Regions from separate parts of the Homo sapiens genome. Here region 1 is linked to region 2. A link is a contact called in ENCODE Hi-C or POLR2A ChIA-PET data. All regions are on one chromosome and are shown on one strand. The core of a region is the stretch at or near the end of the contact, and the rest is flanking DNA. Distances in the headings are between cores, read along the strand shown.

Region 1 (5,433 bases), core at 2,740-5,239, 1.8 Mb before region 2:
TCACACACTGACTAAGTGTACAGACATTTCAGGGAAGGAAGGAGGAGGAAAGAAAGTTTTATCAAATATTCAACACTTTTACCAGTACTTAAAAATAACATTTATTGCTTCTTTGTACTAGGTTAGTAATGCATATTTAATGAAAATAAAAACGACAGTACTTCTATGAATACTTTGGCAAAAATCCTTCCATTACTTTTATTTATTGTAGGAGAGTGAGTATGTATGTGTAGATACATAACACTTGAAAAAAATGAAATCATATAAATTGTTTTTAAATGGTTTATTATTTATTTATATATAGACTATGTAGTTCCACACCTTTAATCGAAAATTTCCAATGGCTACCCAGTATTTCACTGTATGGAGATAACAGTTTATTTAATGCCTTATCCTGGGACATTTCAGTTTTTTCCAGTTTTTGCTATTATAAACATTCTTATTGCAAAAGTATTTTTATACATCTATTCAAAAATATTTATTAGGCACCTTTTTTTCTTAGGCATATGTGATAGGCATTCCATTATTGTTTTTCTCTGGATAAATTAATAGAATTTTAAAAATCTGGGTCAAAATGTATGAATACATTGAAGTATTGATTTTTCCAATGTCCTCTTCAAATTGAATATATATTTATTTTCACACCTTTGCCAATGTGTTGGGGGAAACCATTTGCTTTTACTTGATTTCCAGTGGGATTTTATACTTAAAAGTGTGTTTTGGCCATTTTACTTCTTTTTTATTCTTCTTTTGTGAATTAACAGTCCTTACCCTTTATATATATAAAATATAAGGCCAGACACAGAGGCTCAGGTCTGTCATCCCAGCACATTGGGAGAATGAGGATTGCTTGAGCCCGGGAGTTGCAGACTAGCCTGGGCTAGATGGTAAGATCTCAGTCTCTGAAAATAATTTAAAAATTTATTTTAAATTTAGTCCTAGCTACTGGGGAACTGAAGCAAGAGGATCCCTTGAGGCCAGAAGTTTGAGGCTATAGTGAGCTATGATCATGCCACTGCACTGCAACCTGTGGAACAAAGTGAGGCCCCATCTCTTAAAAAATAAATAAAATAAAATAACAGATGCTCATCTGTCTCTTATTGATTTGGAAAACTTTAAAAATATTAAACAGACTACTTTGTGAGGCTGAGGCGGGCAGATCACGAGCTCAGGAGATTAAGACCATCCTGGCTAACACAGTGAAACCCCGTTTCTACTAAAAAATACAAAGAAATTAGCCGGGCATGGTGGCAGGAGCCTGTAGTCCCAGCTACTCTGGAGACCGAAGCAGGAGAATGGCGTGAACCCAGGAGGCAGAGCTTGCAGTGAGCTGAGATCACGCCATTGCACTCCAGCCTGGGGGAAAGAGCAAGACTCCATCTCAAAAAAAAAAAAAAAAAAAAAAAAAAAAAAAATTAAACAGACTACTTGCCTATCGCTGTATTGAAAATATTACCCTCAATGTTTTTCTTGTTTGCTTACTTTTTTTGTTAACAGATTTAAAAAATAACTTTTATGAAGTCAAATCTGTCAGTCTTTCCTTTCTATCTTTTGCCTTTAGTGCCACATATGAAAAATTATTCTATACACTCCCAGCTCTATACATTGATATTTTTGAAAAATTTTTACCTTTATGATTGTGGTGATTTTTCACTGTGTCAACTTAGCTCCTTGCAAGTACATTTAACAGAATTCCATCCCCTGCATAGTTCCAAGTTTGCCTGAGCCAGAAGAGACATTTTGTGTGAGATTTGGAAGATGAAAGTAAAGGAGGGATATTTGCCTGTATGCTCAAAAGTTTGGCTCAGGGTCAGCAGGCGCTGTTGCAGCTTAGGCATGTTGTCAACCACCTGCTACTCCACCTGGTTGGTCCTGCCAGGTTCTCCTCCATCTTCTTCAACTCTGGGGCCGGGTGGGTGTTTAGAGCTATCAGATGAGACCTGGCATCTCCTGAAGGACCCCTGCACCACTGCATTTGGAGGTCTGGGGTTAAGTTAAATTCAAAAATTAATTACAGGAGAATAAATATCTTTAATATAATGTTTATAATTAGTAACATAGGATATTGTTTCATTTATTCAATTCTTTGACATATCATTTTCTTAATATAGTTCCTTCATATTAAAAAATTAATACAAGTAATTTATATATGTTTTGTTATTTCTAGTGGAATCTTCTACTAACATATATGTACATATATGGGTATGTATGTGTGTGTATACATGTATATACTTCTACTAACATATATATGTACATATATGTGTGTGTGTGTGCGTACTGAGGGACAAAGTTGTCCGTCAGTATCCATGGGGGATTTGTTCCAGAACTCCTGCAGATACCAAAATCTGTGGATACTGAAGTTCTTTATATTTGTTTATAACTTAATGCACATCCTCCTGTACACTTTAAATCATCTCTAGATTACTTATAATACATAATACAGTATAAACTCTATATAAATAGTTATGTTTTTATTTATGTAATTATCTTTTATTGCTGTATTATTTTTTGTGTGGGCATGTGATTTTTTTGGAATATTTTGTGTCCCTAGTTGGTTGAACCCATGGATGCTAAACCCTCAGATGCAGAAGGCTGAAAGTGTATATATTTCAATTACATCCATAGGTATACAAGAGCACTAATGTTTTTTTCTTGGTATATTTAGCTCACAATCAGCCACCTTTCTGAAATTTCTTTGTTCTAGTAGTTTTTTTGGGGGAGCGGTTTGATAGAGAGGTGCAAATAATGATACTTTGTATTTTCTTTTACAATATTTGTCAATCTCTTTATTTTTTACACTTTCGTTACAATTTCAAATATCTAAGCAATTCTAATCTGTTTGACGTCTTTTTTTTTTTTTTTTTTTTTTTTTTGACAAGAGTCTCGCTCTGTGCCCATGCTGGAGCGCAGTGACGCGACGTCGGCTCACTGCAAGCTCCGCCTCCCGGGTTCAAGCGATTCTCCTGCCTCAGCCTCCCGAGTAGCTGGGACTACAGGAACATGCCACCACGCCCGGCTAATTTTTTGTATTTTCAGTAGAGATGGGGTTTCACCGTATTAGCCAGGATGGTCTCAATCTCCTGACCTCGTGATCCGCCAGCCTTGGCCTCTCAAAGTGCTGACATTACAGGTGTGAGCCACCGCACCCAGCCTGTTTGAGATTTTTAGCAGTGTGTTTTTACTTAATTAGCTGGTATGGATAAGATAATAAGCATTGCTTTCTGGTGAAGTAGAATTGGTGCCAAGCAGTGTTTTTCTAGGAGGCTCGACCAATTAGTAGTTGTAATTAAAGCTGAATATAGTTATATAATACTTGAATTTTCTAATCCTTTGCATTTGAAAATATGTGCACAGAAGTGCGCATGTGTATGTGTGTGTGTGTGCGCACACACACACACAGCTGAATCTCCAGAAACCCTAAGTAGGTTTCTCCCCTGCCTCTCACCCTCAGCACAGCTAGGTCACCTTCTTCTTCTGCATCAAAACCTGGTTCCAAGACCCCAAGGACCAGCGGGCCAGGTTCTTCTCTCACCTGAGAGAAAAAGTCAGCATTTGCAAATGATTAAAATATTAAAGTATTATATAATTAGATAATTAACAACATAACAACTATTTACATAGAGTTTACATTGTATTAGGCACAATGAAATCTACACCATGTAACAGGCATCATGAAGCAATGATGGAAAATAAATCGACATAAATGAAATCTCAGCTGAATTTCTCTTGGGTGAAAAAAGAGCCTGGTGCCCTGGTCCTTGGGGTCTTGGAACCAGGTTTTGATGCAGGAGAAGAAGGTGACCTAGCCCCTCTGAGGGTGAGAGGCAGGGGAGAAACTGACTTAGGGTTTCTGGAGATTCGGCTGTGTGTGTGTGTGTGTGTGTGTTCACTCATGCGTAGATGTTGACAGTGGACAGACGGGAGTGAGCCTCCTGTTAATTGCAAAATAATAGATCGTGTTACATGTCTCTCCCTCCCCTTCCCTTTGCTCTCTCCGTGTCACCTTGTAGTCAGCATAGGAACAGCTTGGGTGGTAATTAGGCTGTCTCTGCCCACATTAGGAGTTGCTGCAGGGGGAGCCTAGCTATTGTATAACACTTGTTTAGATTTCTCCACTGTGGGATTTCTGGCTGAAGCCTTCTAATGGACAAGCAATGAACTCTCTTGGGAAGATATCTTTTTTCCTGCCACTACCACAGCTGGGGTGTGGTTTTCATTCTGTTCTCCAAAAATGACTGTCACTCAGACAACCTCTATATCCAAAGCCAAAGCTCACTAGCCTAGGCCTTTCTCATAAAAAGGATGGAAATTTTTCACTGAAGCACTTTTTTTTTTTTACACCCAAAGTCATTGACTCCTGTCAGGTTATAGTGTCACCCTCAGCCCCTCTTAGCCTCAGAGGACCTGGGAATGAGCAGGATGTGATTTCTTTGCATTTTCTGGTCCAAATTATTGAATAATAAGTGTATGAGAAAAGACTTTCGCTAGGTGATTAAATTCCCTTACATGCTTTGCCTGTATTCATTGGTTTGGGGAAATAATGGTAGAATTTATTTTAAAAACTTTCAAAAATAGATTGGAAAATTATGCAAGAAAATTCTCCTGTGGTTTTATTTTGTATAAATTGTGAACAGCTGCGTCTGACTCTCAGTGTCATTGTGAACTGGTCACAGATTTTTTTTGGAGTTACTCAAGAATTTGGTGGCAAGAATCAGTCCAAATATTCATATGACATAGAGTTTAGTTCTTCCAACACCCAGTTCAGACAGATGTTTCTTCACCTGTGTTCTTCTCACCTCTAGGTCCTCAGTTTTATAGAAACCCTTAACTTCTTATGCTAAAGGAAAGTAACGGAAAAAGTGACAAAGATGGTGATGCTAATCCAGAGGAATGGGTGACTGGCAAATGTTATGCTTCAGATATTAGGGAGAGTTCAGGGAGAAGCATGTTAGGGACAGGGGCTTTCTTGGGCCACTAAATTGGACAGCGTGGATTGCTGCCCATACGTGGAGCCTGCCTTGTGTGCAGAAGCAACTGAAAGGAAGGCATTTTCCTTAATGATCATAGCACAAAATTCATGTTGAGTTTTGACTTTTGGTGTACTCTAGCAGTTAGTTTGTTATTATTGCTGTTTTCATTGTAATTGCATCCTTGATTAGGCTCTGCTACTTTGGACTGAGCTGGACACAGGGATCATATCTTACAGGAAAAGCACCGTGTGCTGTTGGTATATGATAGGCTTGGCTCTGTGTCCACACCCAAATCTTATCTCGAATTGTAATCACCACTTGTTGAGAAAGGGACCTGGTGGGAGATGACTGGATCATGGGCGAGGTTTCCCCCATGCTGCTCTCATGATATCAAGGGAGTTTTCACAAGATTTGATGGTTTAAAAGTGGCAGTTTCCCCTGTGCGCTCTCTCTCTCCTGCGCT
Region 2 (5,350 bases), core at 2,804-5,303:
CACCCCTCTGGCCTCCAACTCTATGGACAAGCGAGGAACAGGCAAACATAAAACACAAACCACATGCAACGGCCTTGACTGCCTTCTGACAAATACCTTTGCATTAGAAAATATCCTAAGAAAGTCAGAGAACTAATTATAAGGAGGAAAAGGCATGAAGGTAATGAATGTAATTTAGATAGTAAACATCCGCGTTTATCTTCCCCGCCATGAACTCCCAGCAAGTACGCCCTCTCCTTAACCTTCATCTTAAGCAAACAGGAGGTCATGTCAGCCAAACCAGGGTCCCTGAAGATTTCAGAATAATATTTATTACTATTTTACAAAAGGCTTCTGGGATACCATTTTTTTTTGTAGAATTAATTTACATGATTGAATTTGAGGCACGCTAGAAACATCAGAAACCTCCCCCTGACCCACCATAAGGACAAATCGCTCACTGTCCAGATGCCCATATACGGCCAGACTTCCTCCTATAAGTCTGACAGCTCCGTGTATGCATTGCGTATGGGTCTTGGCTCTGAGTCACATTCCTCCGGCATGTTTCCCTGGGAGCTTTGATTTCCGCTTTGAGGGCTGGCACTGACTCCTACTTGCTCTTATAAGAAAATGTCTACAACTAAAAGTTGAAAATGTGCAAGATTCCTTCTTTAAGTACACAAACACTCCAACTCTGGCCACTTTTCTGTAGTCCTGCCAGGTTTTCTCTGTGTCTGATACCTGATCAAGAAACCTTTTTTTTTTAGGGAGGAAAAAACAACAAAAAACTTAAGGGAAGGAATGTAATACATCCACAGCTGAACATCTTACAAGACTTAACCAAACGACCAGTACAAATGATGCCCTAGTAGACACACACACATACCTTATATAGCTTGGTAAACAGGACTCAGTGGCCAGCTTAGTTAATTCCTCATTTTACCACGAGGAAAAAATGCTCTCTAAAAAGCATTTGCTAGATAAATACTTGCTTACAAGTCAAAATTAGTGCATCTTAACCATTTTGCACACAAATTCAAAGATCTTTTTCTCCCAACTCTGACCTGCTGTCAATCAAAGGGGCTGGGGTAAGTCAAAGTTGGATGAAGTTATAAGAAGCCACTATTTCCCACTTTACCGCCCAGGCACACACAAACATTTGCTGAGTCATTGATAATAGTGCAAGAATTCAGATCCCATGGCATGAATTATGGATGGAGTATCAGCCTTTCCCTTTGAGTTTCCTGGCATTTGATGGTCCATATCACAATAAAAACATACTTCTGAGTCTGTGAATGTCTTGGGTGTCTTCTCTCATTCTCTCTCTCTCTGGGTGTGTGTGCATGTATGTGTCTGTCTGTCTCTGTGTCACTCTCTTAATAATAGTCTTTTAACTCCTTCAAAAAGAGTTTTGATCATAAAGCCTCAATCTAACCTGATAATGCACAGAAACTTTTTCTTTCCTGAGATTTCATATGTTCTATATATTTCAATATGCTTATTTCCTCTTAAGCAACATTAAAATCATCTATTTGGAACTGACTATAGATTTTTTTGAGACTTCGAGGGACTATGAGAATTTTATAGTAAAACCAAATTCTTTCTTTTGACATTTTTAACAACAGAGCAGAATGGTAATATACTTATTATACACAGAGATTGAAAAAAAATCAAGAAAATCTGAAAAAAATAAAGCACCAATTCCCTGGAATTTTCATCTACTCAGCCCTCACTGAACCCTATTAAATTAAAAAAATTATGATTACTTTCATTTTTTAAACAGAAATGGGAATATGGCTCCTACGTGTGACTTCCCTGAGATCTGCGAAAGGCAGTTCCAAGAATACAACCTAGGCCATCTAACTATAACCCAGTACAACAATTTATCCCCTCCATGAATGAGTCTCCCTGCTGCAGGCATGAAGATGGTGGTAGCTTTCAGACTCTCCTGAGGATTCAGAAATTCCCCAACCCTTCTCCCACCTACCTCACTCTGCAAGCTAGGAGAGCTCACCACCAAGCCCACATCCCACCTTAGGTGAGACTCGCACTGCACATCCCTACCCTTCCCCAGCCACCACACCTTTCCAACCATTAGAGGTAGATGTAATTGGGGGTTTAGGTCTTGAAAGGTTTCACTGTGGCTTCCCACATATTTTGGACTTTTAAAATCATCCACAAGGGAAGAAAAAGTTGAGGGCCAAGTTGCCTTTAATACACATGTGGCTATTAAGTTAACTTGGAATGTTCCTTCTTTAAATAGGAACTCTTAGGCCTCTTCTTTTTGAGGAATGCTTGGAAAGGACATTAAATAACAATGACGAAAATTCTTCCTGAGCTTCAGAGGGCACCCCCACCCCTTTGCTGGCCATTCACACTATTGACATGCAACTACACTCTATAACATGTGGCTGGCTTAACGAGGTAATCGTGCACAGATGATATGCTCTATGCTGAAGTTGGAGTGGTTATATTTCTTCTTGGCTATTTTTCAACAGACTGTACTGAAACTTTAAAAATTTGATCAGTTTAAACAGGCTGTTTTCAAATGATAAATCTATAATGCATTGTTTCTAAAGCCGATCTTTGCACCACAAACAGATATGCTTATCTTGAACCCATGCTCTGAAGCATCAACAACTTAAAGGAATCTACTCATTGGTAACACCAATGTCAAATGATGCGGCATTACAGAATACAAAAATGGTATGGCCCTAGAATCACTCTCTTTATATAAAATGGGAACTGGAGGTATTAACAAAAAAGCCACTAAACAACATAGATTCCAAATGAAAGCACAGTGAATTAGTTGGGTCTTTAGTGAAGCTAAGTAGCACTATATTAAGAAATGGAGATATGCTTAGGTTTATTGGCCATATTCAACATCTGCACACACCCAGGGAGAATAAAGCCTATTCTTTCCTTGTCCTGACCTCACTCCCTCAGGCTGCATGTTCCTTGGGTAATGAGAAGTCACAATCACTATTCATAGATGTGTGGGGAGTCACTAAAAATATATTATTCACTGTCAATCTTAGTTTATATCCAGATACAACAGGGTACACTGCTCTTGTAATGGAATCAGACTTCTTATTTTAACAAGACAAACCAAATCCAATCCACATTTGAAGATTATAGGTTTTAATATAAGAAAATGCACTCATTTCTCAAAGACCCTAGTGAAGCTGTGTTTAAATGCTCCTAGGTGAACCCCCTTTGCATCCCAGTGTTCCCACCCTGACACCCAGAGCCCCTACCTACCCAACACAGAATCATTTGCTCTGATAGAACAATGGATCCCTTTTTCTGGAAACATTGATGGCCACTCCTCCCTTGTCCTTGCCTATATAAAACTCCTACATATATTAAGAGAAAACTAAGCAAGAGTTTTGGAAATCTGCCCCAGGAGACTGCATCCTGAGTCACACGCGTCTTTGTTCTCTTTCTTGTCCCAAAACCGTTACCTCAAGTGACAAATGATCAAATCTCAAATATAGAATTCAGGGTTTTACAGGTAGGCATCTTGAGGATTTCAAATGGTTAAAAGCAACTCACTCCTTTTCTACTCTTTGGAGAGTTTCAAGAGCCTATAGCCTCTAAAACGCAAATCATTGCTAAGGGTTGGGGGGGAGAAACCTTTTCGAATTTTTTAGGAATTCCTGCTGTTTGCCTCTTCAGCTACCTACTTCCTAAAAAGGATGTATGTCAGTGGACAGAACAGGGCAAACTTATTCGAAAAAGAAATAAGAAATAATTGCCAGTGTGTTTATAAATGATATGAATCAGGAGTGGTGCGAAGAGGATAGGGAAAAAAAAATTCTATTTGGTGCTGGAAATACTGCGCTTTTTTTTTTCCTTTTTTTTTTTTTCTGTGAGCTGGAGTGTGCCAGCTTTTTCAGACGGAGGAATGCTGAGTGTCAAGGGGTCAGGATCAATCCGGTGTGAGTTGATGAGGCAGGAAGGTGGGGAGGAATGCGAGGAATGTCCCTGTTTGTGTAGGACTCCATTCAGCTCATTGGCGAGCCGCGGCCGCCCGGAGCGTATAAAAGCCTCGGGCCGCCCGCCCCAAACTCACACAACAACTCTTCCCCGCTGAGAGGAGACAGCCAGTGCGACTCCACCCTCCAGCTCGACGGCAGCCGCCCCGGCCGACAGCCCCGAGACGACAGCCCGGCGCGTCCCGGTCCCCACCTCCGACCACCGCCAGCGCTCCAGGCCCCGCCGCTCCCCGCTCGCCGCCACCGCGCCCTCCGCTCCGCCCGCAGTGCCAACCATGACCGCCGCCAGTATGGGCCCCGTCCGCGTCGCCTTCGTGGTCCTCCTCGCCCTCTGCAGCCGGGTAAGCGCCGGGAGCCCCCGCTGCGGCCGGCGGCTGCCAGGGAGGGACTCGGGGCCGGCCGGGGAGGGCGTGCGCGCCGACCGAGCGCCGCTGACCGCCCTGTCCTCCCTGCAGCCGGCCGTCGGCCAGAACTGCAGCGGGCCGTGCCGGTGCCCGGACGAGCCGGCGCCGCGCTGCCCGGCGGGCGTGAGCCTCGTGCTGGACGGCTGCGGCTGCTGCCGCGTCTGCGCCAAGCAGCTGGGCGAGCTGTGCACCGAGCGCGACCCATGCGACCCGCACAAGGGCCTATTCTGTCACTTCGGCTCCCCGGCCAACCGCAAGATCGGCGTGTGCACCGGTAAGACCCGCAGCCCCCACCGCTAGGTGTCCGGCCGCCTCCTCCCTCACGCCCACCCGCCCGCTGGAAAAAGAAACCGCTCGGACTGAGTTTCTTTCTCCAGCTGCTGCCAGCCCGCCCCCTGCAGCCCAGATCCCAACTCGCATCCCTGACGCTCTGGATGTGAGAGTGCCCCAATGCCTGACCTCTGCATCCCCCACCCCTCTCTTCCCTTCCTCTTCTCCAGCCAAAGATGGTGCTCCCTGCATCTTCGGTGGTACGGTGTACCGCAGCGGAGAGTCCTTCCAGAGCAGCTGCAAGTACCAGTGCACGTGCCTGGACGGGGCGGTGGGCTGCATGCCCCTGTGCAGCATGGACGTTCGTCTGCCCAGCCCTGACTGCCCCTTCCCGAGGAGGGTCAAGCTGCCCGGGAAATGCTGCGAGGAGTGGGTGTGTGACGAGCCCAAGGACCAAACCGTGGTTGGGCCTGCCCTCGCGGGTGAGTCGAGTCTTCCTCTAAGTCAGGGTCGTGATTCTCTCCCAGGGAGGGAGTCCTAACTGTGCCGACCGAACGGGGGAAATACCTTATCCAGGCGTTTTACATGGTGTTTGTGTGCTCTGCTCTCGCAGCTTACCGACTGGAAGACACGTTTGGCCCAGACCCAACTATGATTAGAGCCAACTGCCTGGTCCAGACCACAGAGTGGAGCGCCTGT

What was found. Hi-C counts contacts between places; a loop is a spot of excess contacts on that map. ChIA-PET counts read pairs that join two places held with the same protein, here RNA polymerase II (POLR2A).
Region 1: a map of PC-9 shows a loop between it and region 2 (8-fold over the local background). The contact joins the enhancer-like site here to the promoter of CCN2 in region 2. A Hi-C loop is called at or near these places in 1 of 168 maps with a recorded cell type or tissue (PC-9). POLR2A ChIA-PET finds 5 or more read pairs at or near these places in 2 of 52 experiments (H1 and PC-9).

Annotation. Positions count from the first base shown.
Region 1 is chr6:133,740,232-133,745,664 of GRCh38, reverse strand. The region is part of intron 4 of TARID (TCF21 antisense RNA inducing promoter demethylation); the gene reads left to right. Among named protein-coding and RNA genes, the nearest start is that of LINC01312, 78 kb to the left of the region's middle. Within about 2 kb of position 3,989, at least 3 of the 41 ENCODE cell types and tissues checked have a DNase peak (open chromatin) inside an H3K27ac peak, as active enhancers do; they include PC-9, where a contact is called at or near this core.
Region 2 is chr6:131,950,075-131,955,424 of GRCh38, reverse strand. CCN2 (cellular communication network factor 2) reads left to right here and starts at 4,053. Exons shown (of 5, transcript NM_001901.4): 1 at 4,053-4,318; 2 at 4,433-4,655; 3 at 4,882-5,133; 4 at 5,265-5,350. The coding sequence starts at 4,253. All of the region lies in intron 2 of CCN2-AS1 (CCN2 antisense RNA 1), which reads right to left.